Regions from separate parts of the Mus musculus genome. Here region 1 is linked to region 2. Evidence: chromatin contacts called from ENCODE Hi-C or POLR2A ChIA-PET data. All regions are on one chromosome and are shown on one strand. The core of a region is the stretch at or near the end of the contact, and the rest is flanking DNA. Distances in the headings are between cores, read along the strand shown.

What was found. Hi-C counts contacts between places; a loop is a spot of excess contacts on that map. ChIA-PET counts read pairs that join two places held with the same protein, here RNA polymerase II (POLR2A).
Region 1: a loop to region 2 is called in a map of regulatory T cell, with 1.9 times the contacts of the local background. The contact joins the promoter of Tns4 here to the enhancer-like site in region 2. A Hi-C loop is called at or near these places in 2 of 37 maps with a recorded cell type or tissue (T-helper 17 cell and regulatory T cell). POLR2A ChIA-PET finds 5 or more read pairs at or near these places in 2 of 5 experiments (both embryonic stem cell).

The regions. Positions count from the first base shown.
Region 1 is chr11:99,087,978-99,090,924 of GRCm38, forward strand. It overlaps Tns4 (tensin 4), which reads right to left and starts at 1,329. Exons shown (of 13, transcript NM_172564.3): 1 at 1,262-1,329.
Region 2 is chr11:99,053,893-99,056,637 of GRCm38, forward strand. No RefSeq gene overlaps it. Among named protein-coding and RNA genes, the nearest start is that of Igfbp4, 14 kb to the left of the region's middle. Within about 2 kb of position 1,333, at least 1 of the 3 ENCODE cell types and tissues checked has a DNase peak (open chromatin) inside an H3K27ac peak, as active enhancers do.

The sequences.
Region 1 (2,947 bases), core at 79-2,578, 34 kb after region 2:
GGTAGTGGTGGGGAACAAGAGGAGGGGGCGCTCATGCTGGTGTGGAGAAGTCATGTGGTGAATCAAATCTACAAATGGCAGTGGAATGGTGCTGGCCTCTGAGCGCCTTCCTTGGGGGCAGCCGAGGACACAGAGCCCAAGACACAGCTTTTCCCACAAAGTCTCCAAGAGTCCAAGGAGCCAGGCACAGCTGGCAGGATTCACTGCCAGGCCTAAAGAGGAAGCTGGGAGACTCCGAGCAGGGTGTACTTGAAGCTGAGCATTCCCCACGACCAGGACTCAAGGTGGCCCAGCCGCTGCCTTTGTGCATAAGGATACGTCCTTCTCTGAGCAGATCTCAGAGGTTTTATCTGTCTGATGGTGACTTGATAATTAACAGACCCTCACTCTTTTTCCCAACAGTTCTGATGGGGGAGTGCTGACAGGGCTGAGGGTCTTGCCCAGGCTACAAGTGTATGTCCTGAATCTCGTGGGAGGTACTCTTGTCTCTAAATGTCCCACAGGATCACCCTCTATTCTCTGTCTGGACCCAGCAGATACTGAACTTCAGGGAGAGATGCTGAGAACAGGAAACCCTTCTGCACCTTCTCATTTGACCTTCCCAAGTCACCCCTGGGCTCAGGCTCAGACTCTGTCTGCTCCTCTGAGATGTGGCTATACACTCCAGGGCCTCCCAGCCCTGCTCTACGTCTTAGAGAGGAGTGCCTGGGCTCAGATTGTATGTGTGTGTGTGTCTTAGGAAGGATTCCAGTTATCTCTGCCCTATTTACAGCTCCCTCCTACCTTCTCGTCTTCAGAATCTAACTCTTGTTCCTTTCACTTTCCCTCCTCAAAACTCTGGGGGGCAGGGAACTCCTGGGGCAGCTGGAAAGCCCTCATGGTCATCCTGGTTTACCTCATAGGAGCCCAGGTAGAGAAGGCAGAGGATGGAGTCCCAGTCTCCCCCCACCACACAAGCCCAGGATACCCATCATTTGAGCCTACTCCTTCCTCATTGTCCCTTGCCTCCCTAGAAGCCATGTGGCTTCACTTAGGGCAGCAGGCAGAGGACAGCCTCCTAGACTGGCTTAGTGCTCTGTTTAGGAGTTAGGAGACCTGGGTCTATCCAGGCTCTAATCTGATGTCCAAGATCCCAAGGCCAGCTTTTTCTTTCGTGGCCTTGGATTCTATTAGCTGTGCACCCGGGATGCAGACTTAGCTCTAGTTTAAGCTCAGACAGAACTAGGTTCCCCCAACCTCACCCAGTGAGTAAAACACCTACCTGCTCGTGGCCGCTGTTCCACTCAAGACTCTCAGGATTGAACTGTGCTGAGGCCAGGTAAACTGCAAGAGGAGGAGCCAGCAAACCTTACTCGCCTTAAAAATAGCCCGCCTTCTGCCCGCCCCGCTTCTCCCCTATGGCCCTACACGTGGCCTTGACAGTCGCTGGCCCCGCCCCAGAGGTGTCCTAACTGCTCAGGTGGGGCAGGAACAGGCTGGGAGAGGTGTGTGTTAGGGGTGGGGGATGCAAGCACCGGTTAGGGATGAGTAAGTGAGTGTGTGTGTGTGTGTGTGTGTGTGTGTGTGTGTGTAGGGGCCCCAAGCTCCTAACTTGGCCCTCCCGTGTACCGTGATGCCTAGACAGAGTTGTGCTGCCGCTGGCCTCCCTCTCACCTTATGTAGGAAGGAGGAAACAGTAGGTTGGCAGAGACAGTGAGAAGGGAGAGCTTGGGTCTTGGTAAAGGACGCTAGTGGGTAGGAAACCCTTCCCCAGACCTATGCTATGGCTCTGGATGCCTCTGTGAGGCTCACTCATGGTCTTTTCTTCCTTCTGTCCTGTTGTAAGGCCACCTCCAGCCTGGGAACAAGGCTTCTGGCCTAAGGGAAGAAGTGGAAGGCCCTGGAGGGCTCTGCCTAGGGCTTGATATCCTGCTTCTCAATGATTCACCCTCCTAGGAAGCTCTGCTAAGCATCCTCTCCTATTTCCATGTCTACGACTTCCTCCCTGCCAGGGGTTCCTTAGGATGCTGTTAGGGAATGTCCAGCCAGGGTGAGGGACACTCAGACCCCCATCTGAGCAGGTTGGAGGAAAGTGTTTTCAGCCTGATCTTGAGAGTGGGTGGCTCAGCATCTCCGTTGGGCTCTGCAGTCTACTTTCTGGATTGTTTCTGAAGACCCATGATGCGACAGTGCGCCTGCCACAGGAGGAAGCTAGGGTCAAGCGGTACAGGTAACATTGAAAGGCGTCCTCCGGTATTCATATGATGCAGCAGATGCCAGACTTGACGAATACCTAATGTATCCTTGAAGGAAGAAACTGGCTAGCTGCGGCAAGCTAAGGTGGACATGGTCTGTAGGCTTTAGCTTTATGGGCGAGTAGGAGGGAAGACTGCTGAGTTTCTTGGGTGGAAGGGTGGGCTACATGGAGGAGAAATGGCTCTGCCATTGGAGCTCCGTTGTTGCTTGCCCAGCGTGTAGGAAGCCCTAGATTTGATTTTTTTAAAAAAATTTTCTCTCTCTGCAGTTAACCATTTTTGGTTCACACTTAGCCACTTCCTCCAGCTTAACTAGCCCAGAACACTGATTTCAGTTTCAGCGGCCCATCTCTTCTCTCCACTCCCACTTTTGGACGCAGCCAGTATTGCCAACAGGATGACATACCTGTCTATGTTTGGTAGGACTGTCTTCCTCAGTCTGACGCCGTGATGGGTTCCCATCTTGCATCGGCATGCCTGGGGTAGATCTCCTTAGACTGCTTCATCTTTTTTGGATTTGATAATATTTTGGGGAAGAAGTTGGCTCCTGTGCTCATGAGGGTTATCGGTGTGCAACTGTCTTATCCTTGTTATACTTTTGGCTTGGGCATTAGGGTAACGCCAGCCTCATGGACAGTCATGAAGGGACCTTCTTATGCCTGTTTTCTGAAAGTCAGTGCAGGGAACTGGTGTGCTTTCATCCCGAGCCATTT
Region 2 (2,745 bases), core at 83-2,582:
CTGGAGAAAAAAAAAAAAGCAGAGCCAAGCTTATTAACACATACAGAGGCTCATGTCTGTATGTACTCTGTGTGTGTGTGTGTGTGTGTGTGTGTGTGATTGTGGCTTAGTGATTCCTGAACTGTGGAGTATATGCTTTTTGTTTTTTGGGTTTTTTTGGGGGGGGTTGTTTTTTGTTTTGTTGTTTTTTTAATTTTTAAAAAAATATTTATTATATGTAAGTACACTGTAGCTGTCTTCAGACACTCCAGAAGAGGGCGCCAGATCTTGTTACGGATGGTTGTGTGCCACCATGTGGTTGCTGGGATTTGAACTCAGGACCTCTGGAAGAGCAGTCAGTGCTCTTAACCGCTGAGCCATCTCTCCAGCCCCTGTTTTTTGTTTTTTGAGACAAGGTTTCTCTGTGTAACCCTGGCTGGCCTGGAACTCACTCTGTAGACCAGGCTGGCTTCAAACTCTGAAAGCCTCCCGAGTGCTGGGATTAAAGATGTGCACCACCACTGCCTGGCAGATTTTATTTATGTGAGTACACTGTCGCTATCTTCAGACACATTAGAAGAGGGCATCAGAACCCATTAGAGATGGTTGCGAGCAACCATGTGGTTGCTGGGAATTGAACTCAGGACCTCCGGAAGAGCAGGCATCTCTCCAGCCCACATTGAGTGGATCTTTATTTTAGGGAGTAAACCGTAGGCTTTGAAGAAAGCTGTCCAGCGCCAGGTAACAGCGTGCTTTGGAGGGGTTTCACATTTCACACAATCACCCTTCCTCTTCTGTGTAGGTTGACTTATGTCAAAGAAAAGAAAAGCAACACTGCGTTTGCATGACATTCCCAGAGTCAGAGGTGCCCTCCTGTCCTGGCCTCCACATGTCCCTGAATGTCCCTATGGTCCTAGGACTGGCAGCTTAGGAGGGAGATGGCAAGGACCAGACTTGTATATCCTGAGAACTGAGGTCCTGTCTTCTCTGCTCTGTTCTGCCACCACAAGAAATTTATTCTTTCTGGACTAGCAAAGTGGCTCAGTGGGTAAGGGCACTTGCCACCAAGCCTGAAGACCGGAGTTCAGTTCCCGGGACCGACATGGCAGAGGGAGAGTATCAACTCCTGCAAGTTGTCTTCTGATCTCCACAGGCACACAGTGGCGTATGCACGCTCACACACTACAGTCCCAATCTCTGTCTCTCGCTTATACACACAAACACATAAAAATATATGCAAAAAAGTTATTTCCTTCTACGGGGGTGGGGGTCTCTTGGCTCATCCATGCGCTGGCATTTAGTTCCCATTCCCATCACTCAGTGGACATCAAACCTTGATCTGCTGAGGGTGGGTCAGCCTTCTGCCTTACCATCTAGAAAAGCCCTGAGGTTTAGCTTCTGCCATTCCCTAGCTCCTTCCAGAAAAAGCCTATCATCCCAGCCCTTTGGCCCTCTGCCACCAAGCTGCTCCAGGATTGTCATGACCTGTGCAAGGACTTGGGCACCAGCAAAGTTCCCCTTCCTGGAAGGCATGTGGTTGTTTGGCAAATGACCGCCCCCCCCCCAAAAAAAAACATTCCTAGCTGAAGAAATTCCCACCGTGTTTCAGGCCCTTGTGATAGATAACGCCACCTCTGATGGAGGAGAGGGTAGGGATGTGGATTGAAGGTTTTGGGAAGCCAGGAGCAGCTGAGAGGAAGGTGAGAGGGGAGGGGCAGTTGTAAACACAGGAGGAAGGAAAAGCTACCAGCCTTTGGGCACACACATTGTGGGGGACCGAGAGCACCTCAGTCATCAGCCAGGGATCTAATTAGATCCTGCCCATTCTGTCTGAGGCCCCAGGGGTTGGGGAGGGTTGAGGTCAGAGGGTAGAAGGGGAGGGGGTTATGCAGATAATTAGAAACACACTCCCCTGAGTGGCAGGCGCCAGAAAGACCACCACTCCCCTTTCCTTCTTTCCTCGGGGTCTTGAGGTCACCTCTCAACCCCCATGTAGACGAATCCCAGCCAGGCTGCGGGAGCCTGTGAGTCTAAACTCCAAGGGTCTGGCTTCCCAGGCCCTTACACAGTCTCTAAAGTGCAAACAACATATTTTCACCATGCAATGGTATTTAATTACACATAAAAACAGAGCCATTAAACTGAAATTAAGCCCTTGTTGGAATCACTTAATTCAGGGCATGACAAATTGCTTTCAGCGGAGGCGGCAGTGTGGTCCCCTGGGGTGGAGCTGGGGGGGAAAAAGAATGGAGATTAGCGGCTTCCACAGCTGGCTCCATCCACTCATTCTCTTGGTCCCTTTCCCAACTCTAAATTCTGAAACTGGGGCCAGAACCCTCTTCCTAAAGACCACCCAAGCCAAGGGGGAGAGGCTCTAGATGCACTCAGGATGACAGGAACAGGAGGTTGGGAAATCACTGTACCACTGTTCAACTCAGTTATAGACAGCCCAGGCTCTATGGATGGGAAAGTTGAGGCCCAGATGCTAGGATTAGGATCTTGGCACCCAGCCATGACCACAGATGTTCCATTGTTTCTCCCCCCACCCTCCTAAGCTGATATCATTGGATCCTGGGCCTAGAGAGAAGTTGGGGCTGTGTAGTGAGGGTTGGAAACCAGAACTGACCTTTGGTGACTTTCTGGGGACAGCTTTGGAGTCAGACTCCGGAATCGGACAAACCAGGTTATTCACTGTTTTGGTTAGGGTCTTAATTGCTGTGAACAGACACCACGACCAAGGCAACTCCTATAAGGACAGCATTTCAT